3 separate regions of the Mus musculus genome follow, and all the other regions are linked to region 2. Evidence: chromatin loops called from intact Hi-C (ENCODE). Cell type or tissue: heart. All regions are shown on one strand.

Evidence for each region. Peaks named below come from ENCODE experiments on the same cell type or tissue, not always from the same donor. Only the 100,000 strongest peaks of a DNase experiment are listed, where the experiment ranks them.
Region 1: a loop joins it to region 2, with 1.9 times the contacts of the local background. A loop is called at or near these places in 7 of 42 quality-filtered maps.
Region 3: it touches region 2 in a loop (1.9-fold over the local background); 9 of 42 quality-filtered maps call a loop at or near these places.

Annotation. Positions count from the first base shown.
Region 1 is chr12:21,129,194-21,137,193 of GRCm38, forward strand. All of the region lies in intron 1 of Asap2 (ArfGAP with SH3 domain, ankyrin repeat and PH domain 2), which reads left to right. Among named protein-coding and RNA genes, the nearest start is that of Asap2, 21 kb to the left of the region's middle. In heart, CTCF peaks have their summits at 3,263 and 4,899; DNase peaks (open chromatin) are centred at 438, 6,928 and 7,388; H3K4me3 peaks cover 826 bases; H3K27ac peaks cover 4,752 bases.
Region 2 is chr12:21,206,454-21,214,453 of GRCm38, forward strand. It overlaps Asap2 (ArfGAP with SH3 domain, ankyrin repeat and PH domain 2), which reads left to right. Exons shown (of 29, transcript NM_001135192.1): 8 at 6,356-6,431; 9 at 6,695-6,772; 10 at 7,909-7,917. Among named protein-coding and RNA genes, the nearest start is that of Gm40855, 41 kb to the right of the region's middle. In heart, a CTCF peak has its summit at 4,503 (motif pointing right); no DNase peak of the experiment used is centred here; H3K27ac peaks cover 304 bases.
Region 3 is chr12:21,151,726-21,159,725 of GRCm38, forward strand. The region is part of intron 1 of Asap2 (ArfGAP with SH3 domain, ankyrin repeat and PH domain 2); the gene reads left to right. Among named protein-coding and RNA genes, the nearest start is that of Asap2, 44 kb to the left of the region's middle. In heart, no CTCF peak of the experiment used is centred here; a DNase peak (open chromatin) is centred at 3,576; H3K27ac peaks cover 669 bases.

The DNA of each region.
Region 1 (8,000 bases), 77 kb before region 2:
AGACTGTCTTTAGCATCACTGGTAGGTGTGGGCTGCCCCGGCTCTCACCAGGGAAAAGCAGCCCTTGGATACTGAAGAGTGTTAGCAGAGGTGTCTTAAACCAGCCCCACCTTCCTGCTGTGTGGGGATTAGGGTTCCCCACCTAGGTTTGCCAGGGGAGCTGAGACAGGATTGTGGTCAACTGAGCAAGGGGAGAGTGATGCATGTCAGCTAGGACGGAGGAGTGATGCTCTGACCACATCCTCAAGTGATTCTGGATCCCCTAATTTTCCTCCCAGCATCCCCAGTCTTCCTGTATCTGAGCAGCTTCCATGTCCAGTAGCCTGCATTTTTAGGGTGTGTGACCCCTGTTGTTCCCATCAGCCCCCAGCTGTAAGGATAGATGTAAGGGGGAAATGCCACCATGTCCAGTAATGCTGCCCACGTGAGCATTGTCGGCCCTCCCTCAGTGGCTGTCCTCCTACAGAACAGTACCCACATCACTCACACTAGCCCGCTTCCTGCATTTGTTCTCAGTTCCTGAAACCAGTCGCAGATTCCTGACTGTGCGAGTTCATTTTTCTTTTCTTTGTAAAATAAGCTCTCGCTTTTACTTTGACTCGGTTATTTTCAAAACACTGTTTGGATAGAATAGACCTTTTGCAAGCTTTGCAGACAACTAGATGCCCCCTGATGGTCTTTAATGATTCATAAAGTAAGATATGGAGTCAGAGTTGTCCCAGAGTCTGGAACTGGAACCTTATAGTGGGTCTTGTCGAGTGAATGACCGTCTTGTTTTCTAGAACCAGCTGAGTGTCCGAGAGTCCTCAGTAATGACTTTGTAGAATTGGCAAGTGCACATTCACACACACACACACACACACGCACACGCACGCGCGCGCGCGCGCACGTGCCCTTGCATACCTGTAATTACAAAGTTCTCTGAGAGGTAATACAGGAGACTGATGAGCATCACCATGAATTTCAGGCCAGCCTATTCCACAGAGCAAAACAACAAAGCAAAAAGCCCTGAAAGCATAAAAACAACAAGAACAAAAATCACAAAAGTGTTACTACCACGTCACTATGTGGGCGCCCAGACCCTCCTCCTGTGCACATCTCTGTCCAGGCTCTGAGAAGGGATTTCATGTGCAGTGTGTGCACTGATGGTTAGTGCTGGTTACTATTAATCCCGGCTGTATTAGCTGCTCTGGGAAGAGGTGCTGCTTATTCATAATACCCAGATAATTGCTGTAGACTGCGGAGAGCAGACCTTACGCGTTATGAGCGGGGCAGTGCATGTTGTGTATTTGATAAGGAGTCCTGCTTAGCCACACAACCCCAAGGAAGTCCTAATCTCGACTTGTTTCCCACAGGAACGGAGCATCTCGAGAGTCCTCCTTCTCCTCCTTCAGCGTTAACAATATGCTCATGTCATCTGTCATAGTGGGCATTCATTCCCATTCAATGTGTATTTCTGTCTTTGCTTCCTGCCCACTCACTCAGTGTTGTTCTTGAGAAGAGAAAGGGATTCGGGATAAGAGCTAAGTGGTGCCCAGGCTTTGAGGCTAGTGTGATGCCCTCCACCACTCTTTCACATCCTCACCTGTTTGTACTATGTTCTCATACTTGGTCTCTGCCCTGTCTGAGGACAGGGGTGAGTTGGGTGGTTGATGGGGGAGTGAGTCTACTCGGGGCAGGTAGCGGGAATATCTGCATCGCTTTGCACAGGGTGGCAGCACCCTTCCTGTGTGAGGTAGACGAAATGGTCTTTTCCTCTCTGACTGTCACAGAGGTGAGAACAGTACTGCCCTTGGGATCCTGAACTTTTCAGACTCAGGCAACAGCATTTGTGTGTGTGTGTGTGTGTGCGCGTGTGTACACGCGCATATATAAACATATATGTATACATAAATGCATGCCCTGGGCCACTCCAATGTAAATTCTTTCTGTTGGTACTGAATATATGCAAAGTTATGCTGCTTAGTTGATAGTGACATTATGCAACAGCAATGAAATTTCAGCTTTTTCCACCTCAGTGTTCAGGTGTGTTGGGAGTCCTGTTTCTTGTGGAATTTTTGTGATATTTCTGCAGCTCGGAGGCTGCTTTCAGAGACACTGTGGCTGTGGAGTTGGTTCAGCGTCTCTATTGAGTGGTGCTAGGCTGCCCTCAGACCGCTCAGATGGTCTTCACAGGACATAGGAACCCTGCAGAAAGAGTAGGGGTGTGGTGCAGAGAAGGGAAGGCAGCACTATGTGAGGAAGGCCATGTGCCCCGCCCACCCTCATCAATTCATGGTCAGAGACAGAACCCAGCAGATTTGGAGATAGGTTGTGGGCAAGGCAGTGTGTGCTGGAGGGTTCCATTCTGCCTAGTGGCTTCTAGGCTGTGCTTTGCTCTTGCTCTGGGGACTGGTCACTGGGCCAAGACAGTACTTGGTGGCCTCCATAGGGCAAGCATTGGCCTCACCTCTACTGCTCACACTCCCTGAGAGCTCTATTGTCTGAGCATGTACACCCAACCCCTTACTAAGCTGGGCACAGCGGAGTCTGAAGCATATAGCGCAAGGTGGAATAGCATTGCTGGCTGGGAAATGGCTGGTGTCCTGTAGAAGCCTGAAGCTGTGTTTCTGGGCCAGCAAAGATGATAAGCATGTTAGGTAGTCCTGAGTCACCTGCACATAAAACCACTGGAGGCCACATATGGAGTATACCAATTTCTAGGAAGGGACATGTTACAATGCCCAAGGCTGTGTATTGGAGAAGAGATGGTTTTGGTGGCAGCAGCAAGGAGGGGTCCTAGACTTTGCTGGCTGAGACTAACTTCATAATTCTTGCAAAAGGGATTGTCACGTTTGTCTCCTAGTCCTTCATTGACAGCCTGTCTGTCCTCTCCAGGTATGAGACCATTTACCAATGTGAGTAGAGGCCAGGATTTCTGTGAGGTCACTTTCAGAAGAAACAGACACAGAAACTGACGATGACAGACCACAGGGGTAGTTGCTATGACAACAAGACATTCATCATAACAACCTGTGGGAATGGACAGGGTCTGGCAGGCAATCCAAAGGACCAGTGATGGGGATGTGTGCAGACTGTCATAGACCAGCACCAACATGGCTGGCGTGTTTACCTTATAGAAACATGGCAGGAACTCCCGGCTGAGCTCGGGACCTGGGGTGGAGTTGGAACCTGCAGAACTCTAAGCTCTTTCTCCCTAGAAGGAAAGCCCACAGCTGTTCCGCAAGTGGTGACTGGGAGACCAGTCTCCTCAGGGAGCGCCAGAGGGAGAGAACTGTGTCCACATGTTATCAGGGCTCTGCTGCTGCTGCTGCTGCTGCAGGGAGTGGAGATGCTAAATATAGTGTTTGCATCTTCTGAGCTACCTGCATACATCAGGAAGGAAGAGAAGCTTAATTTTCTCTGAAGCAAAGGCTGCCAGGAAGATGCCTGCCTTTCTAATCAGGGGGGTTCTGGCAAGGGCATTGAGGACGAGGACGGCAGCAGTGTCCACAATGGCAGCAAAGCCAGGTGCAGTGTTTACTGTCTCACTGAAAGCGTGGGGGCGGGGTCCCGTGGCAGGGGGGATGTCTTTGGCTTACTCCTCGGTTGATGATGGACCAGCTTGCTTCCTGGCAGCCGAATCTCTCCCTCCCGGAGTGGAGATGGCTGGTTTGCGGTTCTCAGTTGGTGACTTTCCTTGAACCACTTCCTTTCCTTTTCTTCCCGTGCCCAAATGTGCAGGAGGAATTTCCTCTTCCCACCAACAGACCGGAAAGGAAGGGAAGGCAACATTGCTCATTTCTGTCTGCTGCCAAGAACCCCCTGCCAAAAAAACGACCACTTCTCTTCCAGGCCACAGGTGACAGTGTCCTTCAGGTTCTCGGAGGGGGTTTCTGCCTCTGCCTTCTCTGACCTTGACCAAGAGGAGTCTGCTGTAGCCCTTAATGTCAGGCCACTTCTCGACATGCACCTGGTGTGGCAGGGGCTGGGCCTGGTCACCATGTGGTTTTCTTAGCAAGATGCCAGGGAACACCTGTCACTGTGATGTGCAGCTCCCACCTCCTCCACAGCTCCAGGTCAGAGCCTGGCTCCTGCCCAGCTAGGCCTCACTCACTGCCTTGATCCCAGCTTCTCCTTGGGCCTGTCCGGTGTTTGGGTGTCTCTGGCATCCACACTCTATCTCCACACTTATGCTGCTGGTTGGTGGATCTGTCTCCTCTTCTCGCTGGAGATGTGCCTTCCTAGGGGCTTTTCCCCTGCTGCCCTTGAGGGTCAGGTGCCCTTCCTGCAGTAGGTGAGGGATTCTTTCTTCCCTCAGCCCTAGCCATTACTGCCCTTTCTGGAAGTGACATCTGTAGCCAGCACTTCTGGCCTCCTGCTGTATCTCCTAGTCTGTAAATTACTCTGCTGCTTTAATTTTCCTTGACCTGGACCCCCTTTCTCTTCCTGCAGCCCAGCTCACAGCCCTGCCATTATCAGCCAGACTATTCAATAGCTTCTGTCTCCGCTGGAGTTCAGAACTTGACCTTTTTAGTTAGAACCCGAGTCTGGCCCCATCTCTTCTAAAACCCATCTGCTTTCTCTTTCCTGGTCATCTAAGATAGACCTTCAGCCCATTCACCAGAAGGAGGTCACTGGCTTCAGCCAGAAAAAAACTTGTATATTCTTGTCTCCCTTTACCTTATTAAATCATAAATCTTATGGGGACAAGGACCTGAGAGCTCTCAGCACCCTGAATTGTGCCCGGGACATCACACGTGGTTAAGAAATATTTGTGATTTGGTGTTGGTGGCTCACCCTTGTAATTCCAGCACCCCGGGAGCTCACAGGAGGGATTCTGATCAGAAACCAACAAGAGACAAGAAAGTATTTGTAAACACTTAAAAGTAATCAGCAAATCCAGCGTAGGTGGCAGGGGGTGGCGCCCCCTTCCTGGGAGTTGTGGAGTTACTGGTTCTAGGAAAGCTTGCAGTTTAAAGGTTGAATTTGGAGCTGGGTGTGGTGACGCACGCCTTTTAAACCCAGTGCACTGGAGGAAGACGCAGTCAGAACTCTGTGAGTTTGAGGCCAACCTGGTCTACAAAGAGAGTTCCAGGAAAAAAAAAAAAAAAAAAGCAAGAGGCTGTTTGAGCCAGTTTCACCCTGTGTGGGAGGAGCAGGGAGGAAGAAATTCCAGGTTAAACACTCCCAGCTGCTGTTTATTCCAGATCCACGGCTAGCAGAGCTCCGAATGGCTGCCCGTGAGGGTGGGGAAGAAGCTGCCAGTCTGTGTTCCGGGTTTCTTTCACTCAGTGGGACCAAGTTTGCTCTGTGTTAGGAGATTGAGAGATAGGGCTTTGAAAGGGTCTGATTCATCAGTCATTGTTCGGGAGGACTGGGAGGTTAACTCTGGCGGTAGCTTCTGATAGGGATCTGCAGCTATAATGGAGACCTGTATTATGCTAGGGCTTTGAAGATTCTGTGGAGCAGTGATGAGCAGGGGCACCACCTGTGCTCTCGGCCTGCTCTCCTGCCCTTCCGATTGTCTCGTGGCAATGAGCCGGCAGTGTAGGTTATGCTGATGAAAGGCTTTTTACTAAAGCGCTCCTTGTTTCTTTATAGGCTCAATAGCTGTTTAGTGTTTGTGACTCCCCCTCCCATCTCCACCCCCTGCCCAAAGAAGGGGCTTTTTATAAATTCTTCAGATTTCATTCTTTAGTAATACTTATGAGTATGGTGGGCTGGGATTACTATGTTTTAAAAGAAAATGCAGAGAAAGGGTACAGTTGGCCTGTTTCCTACAGAGCTTGTGTTCTGCCTTAGCCTGAACAGTGCTCAGAGCATCTGTCTATCTGCCTTGAAGCCTGCTGGACTTGAACTCCAGTCGCTGGCTTCACCTGCTGACACTGTTGTGACCCGGGGAAACACCTCATTTACTTGTTTAAGGAATACTTATATTGCACTTACCGCATACCTGACATGGTGACGGTGCTCAGTGAGTGTTTGTTTTTTTAAAGATTTATTTATTTATTATATGTAAGTACACTGTAGCTGTCTTCAGACACTCCGGAAGACGAAGTCAGAGTTGTTAAGAGGATGGTTGTGAGCCACCATGTGGTTGCTGGGATTTAAACTCAGGACCTTCAGAAGAGCTGAGCCATGTCTCCAGTCCTCTCAGTGAGTGTTAAACACAGTCTGTGTGTGTTGTCATCTCATCCACGTTTAGAGAAGAAAGGGTGCCCAAGAGATGTTGAAAAGCCGGAGGTCCAGGCCAGCTCAGTCTTGGGTTCCACTTTGTCCTGACTCTGACTGTCCCACCTGTCATCTCTCTGGGTTTGAATTTTGAATCTGTAAGACTGGAGACATTCGTAGTTTGGCTGCCCTGAGTCAGGATTGCTGTAGGAGCAGTTGGTCCATGAGCCCTGCTGAGTGGTAAGAGTATCTCAAAATTACATGAGGAGCCAGAAACTGTTGGGACACTTGGAAAGCCAACCTGTGGGGCTGGAGGAAACACGCAGATCCTGACCAAAGTCTCCAAAGCAGGCTCTGCCCACAGTGTGAATCCAGGAGCTGGAACTCTCATTCCAAGTCCCAGGGCTGGTGGAACTGAGGAGCAGAAAGGTGGACCTGCCTAGCACCAGATGGCTGTGTTACTGAGTTGGATACATCTGGGGTAGTCCAGCTTACAGGCTGATCAGCCTGAGGCTGTGGGGCTCTTTGCAAAGGCCCAGCCAACGGCCACTTCCGGCCCTGTAAATTCCTGATTAGCTTTCCATATTGTCTTTTTGTTCATTCTCTTTAGAAATTCGCTCCCACACCTTCCTTCCATTGCATTTCTAGAAATATCCCACTTTTCATGACTCACTGATTGAACATATCCTGTTTGGGGAAGTGTTCAGAGGAATTTCAGAGCGGGCACGTTGACTGCCAGTGATAAGTGGTGCAGACAGGAGCCTGGGAGCCGGCTCTCCCAGCCTCCCCCAAGGCCCCAGACAAGGAGTGCAGCTCCTGTTCTCAACCGACACACCCACTGACACACCCACTGCAGTTTTCCCTTCAGGCTGTGAGTAGGAACCTGAGTGTGGCTAGAGTGACTGATGTCCACTGAATCAAATCAGAGATGGTGCCTGGAGTTTGAACCTGGCTGGGTGGGATGACCTTTTGAACCACACAGATGCCCTGTCTTCCTGGTATCAGGATTGTATCATGGAGCAGGGAGGGGCTGTGTCCCTGGAGACACAGTCACTCCCAGAACCTCATGTATGAGGAGAGGCCAGGAGGCCTTGCAGGATGGCAGTGTTATGCATGGAGCACAGAATGCCAGCCTTGTCTTTGGATGCTCCGATTTTGCTCACGGCCTTGTTTGTTATTTCACAAGCTAGAATGTTGCTCCCAGTCTCCAAGGCTGGGTGTGTAGCTCATGCCAAAATCCTTCTCTTTTGTATAGCCAAAGGCTCTTGGCAGGCTTACACTGTGGCAGAGGACAGGCAGTGAAGTAAGAGGAAGAAAAAGCTGGGGCAGCCTCAGGCACAGCAGAGGCCATGGTGTGCTGGTGGCTGAGAAGTAGCTGGATGCTGAGATGTTGCTCCTGTTGAGTGGCAGTGTAGTCAGATAGGCTGTGAGGATGGTGTTGAGAAAACAGTCAGCCAGTTTTGCAAGGTGCTTTGAATCCAAAGGTGCCTCAAGATGCAGAAAGTGGTTGAGAGGCAAGCTGTGTAGGTCTCCTCGAGAATGGGGTAGGTGGTGGGACGAGAGAGGTGCTGCTGAGTCTGGGCAGCTGTGATTCAGAGGGATTCTCGGCAAGGTCTGGAGACATGTTTGAGTGCTCAGGGCAAGGGGTGCTTCTGGCGTCTAGTGGGTGAAGCCAAAGGTGCTACCAAATGTCCCATAGTGCACAAGAATGCCTGGGCCACGGAGAACACTACTGTTCTTAGTGTTGTTAATTCTGAGGTCCAAAGACCCTGCGCTGGGTGGTCCCAGATCACTGGAGAAGAGAGAAGGACCTTGGCGGATCTGAGTAGCTATGTGTGTGTGTATGA
Region 2 (8,000 bases):
AACATTGCTCTGAGGGAATAAACATTGACTTGGAAATGACCGTGGCATGGCTGAAGATATAGATCACTCTTGGCTTAGCATGTGTGGAAGGAAGCCCAGGCTCAATCCCCAGAACTGCAAAGAAAACAGAAGGAAAGGAAGAAATTATCACGGGCTGGGACTGGTGATATAGCTGTTTTTGTAGAGTATTTGCCTAGCATGTGGGAGTGGGGGGGCGTGGATATGGTGGGGGCACAGTGGTGCCTTGGGTTTAATTTCCCACGCTACATAAACCAATGTGATGGCACACACGCATAGTCCAGGTGCTCTTAGGAGGTAGAGGCAGAAGTGACAGAAGTTTAAGATTATCCTTGGTTATATAGAGACCAACCTGGGCTATATGAGACCCTGTCAATGAATGAATGAATGAATGAATGACCATAGAAGGAAAGAAGAAGTGCTCAGGGTACAACACCTTGACTTTGTAGAGGGATGGAAGCTAGAGACATAAGACCACATTGCATGACTGTGCGTTTGCCAAGTCAGGGGTTAAAGCATATTTATAGACAGAAAGCAGCTTAGCAGTTACCATAGGAAAGAGAGAGATGGGATCTGACAGTTGGTGGGTGTGTACTTGCCTTTGGAGATAACAGAAACGTTCTGGGATCGTGCTGGTGGCTCAGCCATGTCAATATTCTGAAACCCACCATCATGTCACTTTGAAAGGACCATCTTATAGCTTGAAACTTGTGTCTCAGTAAAAAAATAAAAGTATACAATATCTAAAAATTGACTTAATTGTCACATACATTTTTTCTTGGTGACTTGCTTGATCTGACACATGATCTCAGAGGTTTGTGTTGTTTTTGAAGGAGTAGGGAAATGGTGTTAACTTGTATTATATTATTAGTATAGTGCTTTCATAAGCTGCCAGATATGGAAAGTCAATAGGAAAGAAATACTTCATGTTCTAGGTACTTAGCTCTGTTCTCTGGATGTCAGCCTCCACATGATTCTCTTTCTGTCCCAGGCCCCTGAGCACTGGTGTAAGTGCACACCCATGGCTCTTTTACTCACTGACCCAGCAGTCTTTGATGGAATTCATGCTGTGTCAGGCTTTATGCAAGGTGCTGAGTTAAAGGGATGTGGTTGGGGAGATGGTCGTAGGCATTGGATGTTTTCCAAAGTGTTCTGAAGACTGGAGAGATGGCTCAGCTGCAAAGAATGCGGCTGCTCTTCTAGAGGGTTCAGGTTGGATTCCTAGTGCCTACATAACAGTTCACAACCATCTATAACTCGAGTTTTGGGAGAACCCAATTCTTCTGACCTCTGAGGACTCCTGCAGGTATGTGATATACATACATTCACGTACACACGTGTACACATAAAGCCAAACAAATACATTATACATTAAAAAAAAAAAAAAAGAGTAGCCTCGGACAGTGGACTTCCATAGAGTAGGCTGAGATAAAGTACTTGGCTGGACTGGTCACAGCTGGAGTGGAGAGTGTGGAGTCTCAAGTTGCCACCTCAGATTGTTTACCTCGCCCTGGATGGGCTTTGCCTAGGGCTGGTGTCACTGCCCATACCTTGTTCCTTTTCTGAATGTCAGCAGAAGTCCCCTGGTTTCTCCTGGGCCTCAGTCCCTGCAGCAGCCCTGATGGGCTCTTGCCTCTGCTACAGTCTTGCTGTGCCTTCCAGATGGCTCTTCATTCATTCCCATGTCCAGAGCTGCTACGTGGACCAGCCACATATGTGCAGCAGGGCTTGTGAGCGCACCCCTGTATGGCTCTGGTGACCTAGTATGGTTGTGGTGACATAGCCTCTCTGCAGTTATGATCGGGGAAGCTTGTGCTGGGGAAGATTGGCCCAGAGTCAAGAGGACCTGGTATTTCTAGAATTTTTAAGGTGGTTTCCCTGACCGACTCAAAGCAATGATGGTTCATCAGAGAGTGGCTGCTCTGTCCTCCCCGTAACCCGAGTGCCAGGCTATGTAGGAAGTGGGTCGCTTCCTTGCTGAGTTTTTATTTTTAGGAAGAAGTTATTCTCAGATTTCCGTTTTGTTTTTTTTTTTCTTCTTCTTTATTTTGCACAAACTTATCAGTTGGGTAGCAACGGGCCACTTGTGGAAAGTGAATTACTTGGCCTTTTATGGCCACGAGCTCAATAACCTTCTAAAATATGAATCTTCCTGCTTCCTCTTTGGATGAGTGCTAGTGTGTGGGCATGTGTGGGGGCTGCATCTTCACATTGGCTAATTCATATTTGGGGAGATACAACAAAGCCCAAAAGCTTGGCTCTCAGACCCTGTGAACCTGAGGCCGCATGTGCGTTCTGCAGGCTATAAACTCCTTCCCACTCCCTCCTCGGGTATCTGGGTCCCGAGCCTCATAGCTTCCTCACCACAGCTGTCTTCTGTGAATATGAGAAGCCTCTGTGTGGTATCATCTTCTTAGGACAACCTCCATGTACCTTATTTAATTTTGCTTCTTAAATTCATTTTTGCTTGTCACATTTTGTTGCAGCTTTTTGAAGTATTTTTGAAGAATGCATCATGGATTTTTATTTCTCGTAAAGATAGCATTGGCATCCCTGGAGCAGCTGAAGGGGTAGGATGCTGTTTTGTAATAGAATCTAGAAGTAGGGCAGCCTTTGAAACGGTAACTAAAATGAGGCGGTCACTCTCAGAGGTGGAAGTGGGTGTTAGTAGTTACTGCTCAGAGCCATCATGGCCAGCTATACACGATGGACTTGAGATATTGCATTGATGAGACTTGGGAACCAGAGCTCTGGCGGGCTTTCCTTTCATGCCAGGAAAGGACGTGTGCTACAGTTAGATCCTCAGCAGATGAGGTACCTGTCAGGTGTGATGGTAGTATGATCGTGAAAGGCTTGGTATACGGGAGAGGACCAAAGATTGCATCTAAATAGTTCTATTTCCAGGTCTTGAAAGTCTGGTTGAACCGGCTAGAGAGTGTCTAACAGGCCAGAGAACAAAGTCCGACTTGATAGCGCCGATGATAAAAGCTCTTTGGCTGGAGGAAAATGCTTGACTAGGGAAAATGCTAATAGGCTTTGGGGAAAGATTCAAAGAGACACACACGGAGGTCACCAAAGCAGCCAGCCCTTGAGCCTCTGTACTTTGAAGCTGCTGGCCAAGCCTGGCGTTCTCCACAAGGAGCGCACTGACAGATGGGAGCTTTGAAAGGGGTGGGGGTGGGCATTATAGGTGGATTCGAGTAAGTATATCAAGGCTGTGACAAAGATGAGATCTATGTTTTTAGCCCAAGTTTTTAATCACTCTTCTGAGTGCACTCTCCAGGAAACATGTATGTGTGAGAGCCAGGTCCCGGAGCCCTTGGCTACATGCTTGCTTGCTCTCTCCACCTACCTTGGGGAGAGTTGCCAAGCTCCAGAGGTGCCTAGGGCTATGCACCTGTCCCCTCCCCAGGCACCACTGCCTTCAGGAGCTGTTGTGTTTTCTACTTTTCCTGTATTTGCATTCTCTGTCTCTTCCTCTTCTATGACCTAGCTACATTACCAGAATGCTAAGAAAATCATCACATAAAGAAAAACTTTAAGCCACAGGGATCACATGAGTTCACAATAGAAGCAAACCCAGTTTCTGGTTCCCATAACTCCATAGTTCTTCAAGGTTTCTGTGTCAATTTAGGAGGCCCAGAGAGGCAGGGGACCTGGCATTTCTGCCCTTACTCTGACCACAAACACCTGGACAGATCACACACTGCCACAGGGACTGAGTTGCTAATCCAGAAGCACAGTCTGTTCAGAACATACATACCAGATAAACCAAGAATGGTCAGTATCCGTGTGCGGATACTCACATCCGTGTGCGTGTCTAAGGAGTGAGGTAAGAACTCTAGCAGCCTGGTGTCAGTGTGTCCATAGCTCACTGTGTGTGTGTGTGTGTGTGTGTGTGTGTGTGTGCATGCATGCATGTGTATATGCATGTGTGTGCATATGTGTGTATGCATGTGTGTATATATATATACATGTGTGTATGCATGTGTTTATATGCATGTATATGAATATATGTATGTGTGTATGCATGTGTGTGTGTATCCATCACTAAGCTGAGTTACAGGCTACAATGTTTTTTTCATGACCCCTTTGTTTTATGACACACAGTATGAAAGAGTCTCACAGGATCACTGGTGAATTTAAAAGGAAAAAGGAAAAATCACCTATGTGAATATTGTATGTGAGACCCAGGCCATTTTCTTCTTGGCCCATATATAATTTTTAAAGAGATATTTATTTATTTATTTATTTATTTATTTATTTATTTAATGTATGTGAGTACACTGTAGTTTAGTTGTACAGATGGTTGTGAGCCTTCATGTGGTTGTTGAGAATTGAATTTTAGGACCTCTGCTTGCTCCAGTCAACCCTGCTTGCTCCAGCCCAAAGATTTATTAATTATATATAAGGACAGTGTAGTTGTCTTCTGACACACCAGAAGAGGGCGTCAGATCTCATTATGGGTGGTTGTGAGACACCATGTGATTGCTGGGATTTGAACTCAGGACCTTTGGAAGAGCAGTCGGTGCTCTCATCCACTGAGCCATCTCACCAGCCCCCTCAGCTATATTCTTATCATTTATTTTTAAATTTGTGTGTGTATGTGTGTGTGTGTAGGTGTGTGATGCTTGTGTGTCATTGGGTGGCCCAGAGGTCAGAAGACCACTCTGGGAATCCATCCTCTCCTTCCATAGTCTCTTTTTCTGCCGCTATATGTGTTTCTGGCCAGTTTTCCTGTCTTCACCTCCTTCTCACCGTAGGAGTGCTGGCATTAGAATGCACACCACATCTGCCTTCTTGTGTATGTTTCTCAGGAATGACTGAGTTCTGGGTGTCAGGCTTATCAAACAACTGAGTTTCCCCAGCCCAGCAGGGTGCCTGACTTACTTTTCCTATGATAAAATAGCCTATAAAAGCATGTTAAGGAAGAGAGAGTAAGGCAGGAGGCTCACGGTGTGTGTAGATGTAGTCTGCCAAAGGAAGGTTATGGTAACAGATGAGGTAGCTGGTCACAGCATATCAGAAAGCAAAGAGAGAAGTGGGGCCTTTGGCTTGGTGCCTCCTTTTTATTCAGTCTGGGATCCCAGCTGGTTCTTTGAGAAATTCAACAAGATAGACAAACCCTTAGCCAGACTCACTAGAGGGCACAGGGAAAGCATTCTCATTAACAAAATCAGAAATGAAAAGGGAGACATAACAACAGATCCTGAAGAAATCCATAACACCATCAGATCCTTCTACAAAAGGCTATACTCAACAAAACTGGAGAACCTGGATGAAATGGACAAGTTTCTAGACAGATACCAGGTACCAAAGTTAAATCAAGATCAGGTTAATGATCTAAACAGTCCTATATCCCCTAAAGAAATAGAAGCAGTCATTAATGGTCTCCCAACCAAAAAAAGCCCAGGACCAGATGGGTTTAGTGCAGAGTTCTAACAGACCTTCAAAGAAAATCTAATCCCAGTTCTTCACAAACTATTCCACAAAATAGAAGTAGAAGGTACTCTACCCAACTATTTCTATGAAGCCACAATTACTCTGATACCTAAACCACAGAAAGACCCAACAAAGATAGAGAACTTCAGACCAATTTCCCTTATGAATATCGATGCAAAAATCCTCAATAAAGTTCTCGCTGACCGAATCCAAGAACACATCAAAACAATCATCCATCCTGACCAATATTCACATTGGTCTTTCTTGCCTCCTCTCTGGAAATGCCCTTGCACACAGACCCAGATGTGAGTCTCTTAGGTCCTGAATCCACCAGGTTGACCAGCATGCTTCGGGCTGTGCTGAAGACCAGCAACTTTGCAACATTGCCTTTGTCTTAAGTGGCCTGACAGCCACCAGTCCCTATCATTAGGAGATTCCTTTTGCTTTCTAACCTTTAAAACCCACCATGCTCTTTCACTGTGCCGATGGAGCCCAGTCACCCAGGTGTGTCAAAGTTGCCTGGTTTCTCTCTTATACTCTCCCACTTAATTGTTTCCCATTGGGGATATTCTCTAGTGTACACTCTTGTCTGTACCCCATGGCTTTTTGGCCTTGAAGCCCTTGCTGCCACTGTCAGGAGAGTCTGGTTTCCATTTATTAACTGGAAAATCAGGTCTCCTGTTATGTGGGTCAAAAAAAAAAAAGTCACAAATGCTCAGGCTTATAATTCGTTTTCTGTTCATTTACAATTTTGTCGTTTTATTCTGGTTTTGCCGGATAGTTTCTGTCCCTCCAGGAATCAAATCCTGTCCAGCCGCCTTCCCTTGATAAGTCTTGCCTCTAACAGCCTTCTTCTCCCTTGTGACACGCAGTCTCTGCTTTTTTCCTCCCCCAGTTTTTTCCAGGATGGATTGAAAGCAGTAGAAAGCCTCAAGCCTTCCATCGAGACGCTCTCCACGGACCTCCACACCGTGAGTAGGCGCCCCTGTGCTGTTTAGTCACCCTTTCAGCTGGTAGCACAGTCAGGCCCTGTCCTATAACCTCCTGTATGCATGCTGTGCTGTCTGGAAACGACTGGTGCTTCTGGAGCAGGGCTGAGGGATGTGAACAGGCCGCGTGCGTGCGTGCGTGCGTGCGTGCTCGCTCGTGTGTAGCAACACCACGATCTGCCACATCTAAGGTGCACCCGGGTTTTATTTTTCTCTGCTCTGCTTGCTTTTCAAAGATCAAACAGGCCCAGGATGAGGAACGGCGACAGCTGATACAACTTCGAGATATTTTGAAGTCAGCATTGCAGGTGGAACAGAAAGAGGTGAGGGGATTTAAGATTGAGGGATCACAGTTCTCCCCCCCTCCCCCCCCCACTGCCACCGCCAATGCCTTAGAGGTTTGGGGCTGAGGAGTATGACATCTGTATCTATCAGGGGCTCACAGGACCATGTCTATCAGCCCTAAAATGTCTTGCTGTTTGAATTTTTATAAGGATATCTATCTTGAGATAGTTACTTCTAGGAGCAGCAACCACTGTGGGTCTGAGTGGCCAGGTGTGGTGCCTTCCTGCTCTGCCAGTTTCTGGTGGTTCCGTTTATCTCATGTGTACCCTGAGTTCTATCCCTGGACTCTGTGGCTTCCCTGTTGTGCTCTGTGTGAACTCTCCCCATGTGAACTTTACCCTGTGTGAACTTTCTCTAGCCTATGGAGTGGGAACAGAACTGATTCCGTTAAAGCCCAAGAGTGTTCTATCTGTGAAGAGTTGGGTTGGGTGTAGTGAGTGGCACTTAGAAGGCTGAGGCAGGAGGACCACCATGAGTTTGAGGCCAGCTGGTGTTGCATAGTGAATTCCAGGCCAGGGTGAACTATATAATGAGGTCTTACATAAAAATAAAAAGTAAAAGATGGGAAGGGAGCCAATACAATGGCTCAGAGGGCAAAAGCTCTCGGTGCACAAACCTAATACCGGTTCAGCTCCCAGATGCTGCCGTGGAAGGAGAGAACCAAGTCCTGATGACACCTGTCCTGGCCCTGGCCTGGCCACTCTCACACATAGACGTGCACACACTCTAACAACAACGACGCGTTTGCAAAGAGGAAAAGAATTAGCTTTCCATACGGTTGCACTTAAGTGACCAGCCGTCTGGTTCTTCTCCATCGTTCCTTTGGTATGGTGATATGTTTGAGTCCCCCACACATCACCAAGTGATAACAATGTGGTTTGGCTATTATAATGGATAACTTTGTCTCTAGTCCATTGTTGAGGTTAGCCCCGAACTCAGAGACTCAAATGATCCTCTTGCCGCAACCCCTGAGTGCTGGGATGTGATGAGAATTTAATGTAAATCCTCTTAGCTCTCAGTAAATTTAAGTCACTACTTAACAAAACATAGTTCTCAGACTGTAACTGAATCTTGTTGTTTTTCTCCTAAATGCATTTACCTTTTGTGACCGAAGTCTAGGAGAGTAAGTACCCAGTATTTTCACAAATTCCAGAGTTTTGCATGTTTTATTCATAGCTATTTCTTCATACATCTTAATGGCTGGTT
Region 3 (8,000 bases), 55 kb before region 2:
TATTTGAAAAAAATTTGGGGGTGGGGGTGTTGCAGGCATGGCTCAACAGTGAAAAGCACTTGCTGTTCTTCCAGAGGACTTGGGTTTAATTCCTGGATCCCACATAATCTCTCACAACTGTAATTCCACTTTCAGAACACCTGACACGCTGCTCTGGTCTCTGCAGGCACTGTATATGTGCACAGACATGCATGCAGGCCGAACACCCACACACATAAACAATCAAAATAAAGGAAAGAAATTAAACTCTTCTGGCATTCTAAAAGAAACTCTTGACCCAGAGAGGTAGTTCTCTTGTCTGTGCGCATCACTGTGGGTGTGGCAGCTGGTTAGAGAACACAGAGTCAGATTTTTTTGTTCATTGGTGTGCAACGGCTTGCCCAAGATCATGAAGGTAATTTAGTTAGGACTAATGAGGCCTGAGATTCCTCAGAGGTTCCTGAGAGATTCTATAACATGTCTACAACTTTTTAAAACCTATAATATCTCTAATAGTTGCTAAAAACTCTTCAAATTTATATTCAGGCACTGGAGAGATGGCTCAGCAGTTAAGAGCAAGCAAGTACTGCTCTTGCAGAGGACTTGAGTTCTGTCCCAAGCACCCTCACTGGGTGGCTTACAACCGCCTGTAACTTAAGCTCTGATCTGATGCCTCTAGCCTCCAAAGACACCTGCAGGCTCACATGCACATACACGTAGATACATACTCATAATGTAAATAACAACAATAATACATTAAAAAAAAGATTTGCATGCTAAGGCATGCTTCCCCAGGCATTAGGGGCTACTACATAAGTATTCTAAACTCCCCATAAGCTATAGGTGGAGGGGTGTGAGGCCACTGGATTTATTTGCATGCCTGTTGGCACACAGCGGGTGTTGGGGGACTTAGGAAGATTGGAATTGCTTCAGTTTACACAGCTCTGCTGTCTTAATGAAGACGCTGTGTAGACACGAAGTTGGGGAACAGTCCCCACGCAACTGTAGTCATCCTAATCAATGACATATTCATAGTTGCTGACCCTTCATAGAAATTTGGGAGTAGAGCCATCCTAGGGTCCCCTGCAAAGACAAATTATCCTACCAGCCCAATTAATTCATTGTTTATTGAGGGCCAACTGCATGCATGGTCCTGGGATGGTGAAGACAAAAAATTAGCATCTTGGTGATTTCCAAGATGTTAACTGTGAAGTGTGTGTGTGTGTGTGTGTGTGTGTGTGTGTGTGTGTGTGGGTGGGTGGTAGTGCAGCAGACAGCAGTACACAGAGAAGTTATAATATATATAATATATATTATATATATATATATAATATAACCTGTTATAATACATACAATATAACTGTATAACTAACTATATGTATGTGTATATATATGTAGGCCCATAGCTCTGTCCAGTAGGGACTTATAGATATGTCTTGCATAGTACATTGACTATAAGGACTGCAGGGACATGCTACATGCCACTCACAGATAAAGTTGAAAAAAATTTTGTACTATTTCAGAACATTTCTTCTTTTCAACAAAGGATGTCTAAGCCCATCTGTTTCTGTTTATTTGTACAAATCCGTCTCATCTCTATCTTATGTAACTCGGAGACTGACGAAAGCATGGTGTAGGCCACCAGCATCACTGCTGCCAGTTCCCGTCAAATGGCAACAGCTCTGTGTTCTCACCAAGGCATCTTGGAGGACAGGATGCCATACATTTAACAATCTGTATTCTAGCAAGGGTGCCTCAACCCACTGTAGAAAAAGAAAGCGGTTTGAGAAAATGCCGGCCTCCTTATCCCCCATCCATTTCCAGCTTCGATAGGAGCCATGTGCTGGGAGGGGCTGGCACAGCCTCCCTGATTCCATTCACGAAACCTGCTTGCCTGTTAACAACTTGTCACTTTCCCAGGATGTCACTGTGCTGTCATCTCTCTCCTTAAGAGTCAGTCACAGCAGTGTTAGGAACTAAGTTCAGTTCTGTGTGCTCTATGCATGCCACATTCCCCAAGCATGCGCCCATCAGGGAAGAGACCCCACTCCCTCCCTGGGAGATGAGCCTTTGTCTTCCACTGTTCTGTTACAAGATTCGATGGCCCCAGGAAGTCTTATGTTTCTGAAAGCAAGGTCTCTTTCACAGTAACCTCAGGCCTTGATAAGAGCAGCTTGTCTACCCAGTGAGCGTTACAGAGTAACCGCAGTAACCCCCAAATTAAGCACCTCTTTTCTTTCTTTTTTGTTTTTCACGGTTCGTTGTTCCCGGACATTTTAACAGCAGTTTTCTGTGGACAAACTAAGGAAACAGCACTATATAAGAACAGGCTGAGAGGATATGACAGAGTATGGGGACGAGAAAGAAGAATGCAGAGAGCCACTGTAGCTTATCCTCACCTCTGTGGTCTTAGGAAAGGCAAGGTATGTCTGAGCCTCATATGACTGTGTTAGCCACTGCCCCAGCTGTCACGTCAAAGCCCTCTGTATTGCAAGTGACCTGCAGACAGAAGGTTGCTGCCACTCACCGTGTGCTGTAGGTGCTGGGGCCCTGACCTTCAGGCAAGTGGAACTCCCATAGACATTCTGTCTATCCAAGCCAGGGAAATGCAGCAAGTGTTCTAGTTTTAAAAAGTGCTTTCTGCTAGTATTGACTTTAGTTCTGCAGTCCCTTGTTTATGGAAGTAATAACTACTCAGTGATTTTTTTTTTGAAAAAGCTCTCCCCCCCTCCAGGAAAAACAACTCATTCCATCAACTATTTGAACATAATTTTAATATTTCCTCCATGTGCGCATCACAATGTATATGTGCAGGTCAAAGGAAAACTTAGGGAGTCAGTTCTCTCTGTCTACCGTATGGGTTCTGGGCGTTGAATTCTGACTGATTGCAGGTGCCTTTACTCACTGAGCTATCCAGCCAGCCCAAGTTGTCTGTCTTGAAGGCATCAAAGCTCTCTCTCATGTTGCCTGAGGTGGAGTGAGTTCTGGTTTTACAACTGGCAGCATACTGGTTTGAGAAATACTTTAACCCGTGTCTGTCTGTCTGTCTATTCTTCCGTGTTGGTTCCTCGCCCGCTCTCCTGTAAGCCCATCAAAGAAGACCCAGCTCATTGTGTTTATCCTCCATGCATTTGGCCTTTGGAGTTGGTACATCATTGTTCATTGTGCGTCTCACTGTGAGCTGGGGTTTGCCTGTCCTTGAGTTTGTATTGACCATGGGGCCCATGCTTTGGGATGGTGCTTGCAATGCATGAGGTGGGCAGGCATTGTGTCCTGTAGCCTGTCAGGGACCCTAGGCCCTTTTCTCTGTCATCAGTTTTCACAGATGTTCCTGTGGGCACGAGGGAGTCTGGTTGTGCCATTTTGTGTGTAGATGGCTCAGCCAAGGCTTCTCACTTTCCCTTTTCCCTGCGATTTCCAGGCTTTTTTTTTTTTTTTCTTCCTCTGGACTGAAAACAAAAAGGCAGGATAACTATTGGCCAGAGCCCTTCCTTGAGGAGGGACTGGCTTCCTCCAGTGAGGAAAATAAACTTCCCTGCTGCTGACCCTTGCAGTACAGCCAGGAGCTGCCTCTGCCCTTTGCTGCACTTCCTGTCCCTTTCTCAGTGACAGGGACCCAGCCCAGCCTTACCTCATCCCGATCCTGCTTGCCTGCTTTCCTGCTGCATCCGGCTCCTACTCACCTAGCTTTGGCCACATTTCTCTTCTGTGTATGGCCCCCACTCATCCTCTGTGCTGCGAACTTAGGGGTGGGGGTGGGGGTGTTATCTGAAGGCTTGGTGGCTTTGGTCAAAAGCGTCAATAAAAAAATAAATGAACAGGTGACTAGAGAGATGGCTCAGCTATTCAAAACATTTGTTGCTCTTATAGAGGTCAAGGGTTTGGTTCTCAGTACCCCCCTGGCCGCTCACAACTGTCTCACAGATGATCTGACTCTCCTGTTCTCTATAGGTGGTTGTACATGAAGTGCATAGAAATACATGCAGGCAAAACACTCATATACATAATCAAAAAGTAAATCTTTTTTTTTTTGTTTTGTTTTTCGAGATAGGGTTTCTCTTTGTAGTCCTGGCTGTCCTGGAATTCATTTTGTAGCCCAGGCTGGCCCCAGACTCACAAAGTTCCACCTGCCTCTACCTCCCAAGCGCTGGAATTCAAGGCGTGTGTTGCCAGCATCTGGAAATAAATCTTAAGAAAACAGTTAACAGGAGCTTCTGCATCTCTTGGGGCCCCTAAGCTCTGCCCTAAGCTCTGCCCACACCTTGCTTCCTGTGGCTCTCAGGCCCCTTGCTGGTGACCAGGCTAAGGTTGGATGTGTGCCACCAGTGTGGCTCCCCTCTGGTGTAGGATGGTGGAATGTGGTCTTTGACTGTTTTAGCAGCACTGTCTCATCACCTGAAAGCATTTGAGACCCAACAGTGAAGCAGGCTTTGTTTTGAGTAGCCGGGGGCTGGACCATTCTGTCTTTATCTTATAACTTCTTATGATGACCATGGAGGGACTTGTATTGTCCCAGAGCTAAATGGACCAGAATATGAGTCCTAGGTTTATATCTAGGAATCGTCCCTTGGTGTCCACCTATACCCTTCCCCAGGGGATCCTAATTATACAACACGGGCCTAGGTAGGCTCACCTCCCTTTTAACCAACCACTGTCCAGTAGCCTTGCTGCTTTGCTTTGTTTTCAGGGATGGGGCAGGGTGGGGTGGTCCTTGTCTTAATCAGGACACGTTGTCGCTCTCCAGCAATTCCATTTCAAGCAGATGCTGCTGTCCTATTTTAGGAATATGGTGAGTGTGGTCAGGAGATTAAATAATTGTCATGTGGAGATGTAGGAATGGAAGTACCAGTGGCTCTCGCAGGAAGTCTGGGTCGATGAAGAGAACAAATTGCTTGGAGCAGGAAGGATGCCCTGGTGGTTTCTGTGCATCCTCGGCCCTCCCTCAGTCTGTCTTTCCATTACAGTAATAACTGCACTACATGGATTACAGAGCAACACAAGATTAGTGCGTGGATATGGCAGATGTAGGGTGGAAGCTGTGGAAGGGGTCAGGCCAGTGCTCACTGTCAGCTACTGTATGGTCCTTGGAGTTGCGCCCCCAGTTGTGTTGCTAAACCCAACATCCTCCATGCTGCTTGTATTTTAGGTGTTTCTCTGATGCTACCCGAGCACCTGAGGACTCATATTCTGCTCCATTTAGATCTAGGCAGGTCTCTCCAGGGGCCCCAGAAGAAGGCATAGGGGAAGGACAGACCAGCCCCAGTGTGGGAGAAATTCGAGAGGGTTCACGACCATTCAGCACTTTCAAAGGGATCTTTGAAAAAAATGATTGCTGTGGCAGACAGCTCGGGGATGGGGGCAGCAGCCAGCCTGTGACATCCTCCTTAGCTTCCTCAGCTTTCTCTACCATCCACGTTCTGGCTGTTCTTGCTTCTTCTACCACAGGGCAAAAGGGCCAGGTCCATGGGGTGGGAAACAGCAACTCAGAAGCCAAAGTCCAAGAAAACTACCAAAGGTAGCAGTGATCTATAATCTTCTCCCTTGAAAAGTTCAGTAGTAGATGTTATATTTCAGACACAGGCAAGTCTTGACTCCTCCAAGTACTGGGATCAAAGGCTTGCTCCACCACTGCCTGGCTAGTGGGGGGAGTTTAAAGGAGGCATGGGGGGCTCGGGAGGAGGTTGAGAAGGTATTATTTCCCTCAGGCACAGCCGCAAAAGAGAGGTGAGGGTGGGGGCTGTGGGGGCTGCCTGTGGCCTCCTGGCTCTGTCTTGGACACACAGTAGGGACACAGCTCTGAGAACTAGCCCTTGCCTTTCCCAAATTAGCTGTTGTTCTCTAAACCCTTTGATACGTTAAAAGCCAAATAAACAGTCTGGGGTGAGTCTCTTAAAGTATTTGGGTCATTTTCTTCTGCTTTGAGTTGGGAAAATGAATGAAGATTTTGCAGGCTGACCTAAGAATTGCCTAATAGGATGGAGTGCCAGTATCAGTTGCTGTATAGTACTTGAAGTTAAGCCCCTAACTGTCTTGTTAAGAGTATACACGTTCTGTGGTAGTTATATTTAGTGTGTTCCCCTGATGCTCAGAGTACCTGGGTGGTGGGGTAGCTGTATGGTTCACTGGAATGGCTTAGAGGACAGGGTAGGTGTGGGTGGGGCATCACCGGTTCTGCCCCTGACTTTGACACTGTGAGGACTGTAGAGGGAGAGCCAATGGTGAAGCCCAGACTTGGCTGGATCCCCTCGCACAGGGAAGAGCTTGCTAGGAATCTTATCTCGTAGTCAAGTACCCCAACATAGAGTCTCTGACTTGGGGGAGGAGGGTTTTGTGGGTTCCTGGTGATCACTTCTCCTCATCCCTGCACTTTGTATTTTACTCATTTAACCCTAAATATTAAAGCTAAGAGGACAAGGGACCTCCCTTCTACCAGGGTGGCTCAGGGCACCCCTTGTTGCCCTTATGGGGATCCTGCAGGAAATGCCGGGAAATGTTCTGTAAACCTAAATACACATGAGGAAAAAAAAAAAAACCTTGCTGTTGCTTCTTATGAGGCAAGGCAATGGTCAGCAAGTTGGGGTGAGCTGACCTGGAAGGTTTGTTATTATTTATTTGTTATTAATTTATTCTTTGACATTTCATATGTGCACACAGTATATCTTGCTTGTTTCTCTCATTCCTCCCTCTCACCTACATCCTGACACTTCCACCTTCTTGTCTTCATTGTGTCTTCTTTTTCCTCCTAGCTTCCCCATTTCTCCTCCCCCTCCTTCCCCTCCTCCTCCTCTTCCTCCTCCTCTTCTTCTTCTTCTTCTTCTTCTTCTTCTTCTTCTTCTTCTTCTTCTTCTTCTTCTTCTTCATCATCATCATCACCATCATCTACTAAGGCCACTTAGTGCTGCCTGATGTAATATTACTCAGTATCTGTTAGGCTGGATCTTGTGCATATAAATAGAATGGCACTGCCCAGGGTGCAATGGCTGCATTATATCCAGAAAGCAAGTGTTTTACCAAATTTGTCCCTTGACGCACCCTGCACCCCTTCTTCTGCCATGTTCCCGTGGGCGTTAGTTTTGGAGACTTTTTTCCTCTGAGAAGAATTTATCCTGATGATTAGGACAGCCCTAGGTGGAATGTCTGTCCTTAACAGTTACCTTAATTGGCATGGTTAAGCTTGTGCCCCTCTAAGAAGCGGTAGACACCAGGGTGGTGTGTCCACTGCTGTACCAGCTACATGTGGAACACTAACTTTTGACCCTAGCTGAGGATGCAGGCCTTGCTATTCTCAGCTTAGGAAGCTAGTGACTGCTCTTCAGAGACCACGGATTCCTGGAGAATTCCCATTTCCTTGGGGTCCATTGTCTTAATAGTTTTGATAGTCAAGATGGAGGACAAGTGTCTCTTGAGCATGTCTTCAGTGCTGCCTGGAATAGTCTCTTCTCCAAAGACACCCAGTACTGCTTTGCTCCACTGTTAGTATATGCATATTGCTTTAAACTTCTGGTGACAGTTACACGGTGTTCCTCTGAAAGAACACATAAAACACAAATATGACAGCTTGTGGAGAACAGGAAGGCATCCGTGGGACCTAACAAGCTGGACGGGATGATAGAGTAGTAGTTAGAGCTATGGTATGTGCTATGTGTGAAGGTGTTCTCAGTCAGACCCGTCACCTCAGGAAACAAAGAACTCTCAGTTTTGAAGACTCGGTGGAGGGGAGGTGGGAGACCAACTCCCTCCCTGCTTATGTGGCTTGCTTGAGCCTAGTTTCCTCGGGAAATCAGTCTGGCCCAGGATCCCATTGTCTTCTAGGCCTGGGAAGATACAGAAGCTGACCTCAGCTGCCAGCTAACAGTCGGTCGCCTTCCCAGCCTCTGTGTCTGTCTCTGCCTGCTGTGCCGTTCTCTCTTGACCTTCTCTGTGCCTTCAGTAATGGCTGGGCATATCCTGGGATGATGTCCTCTGGTCTGTGTGTGGTTCTTCTCCTGCTATGGTTCATCTCCTGCCTCAGCACTGTACTC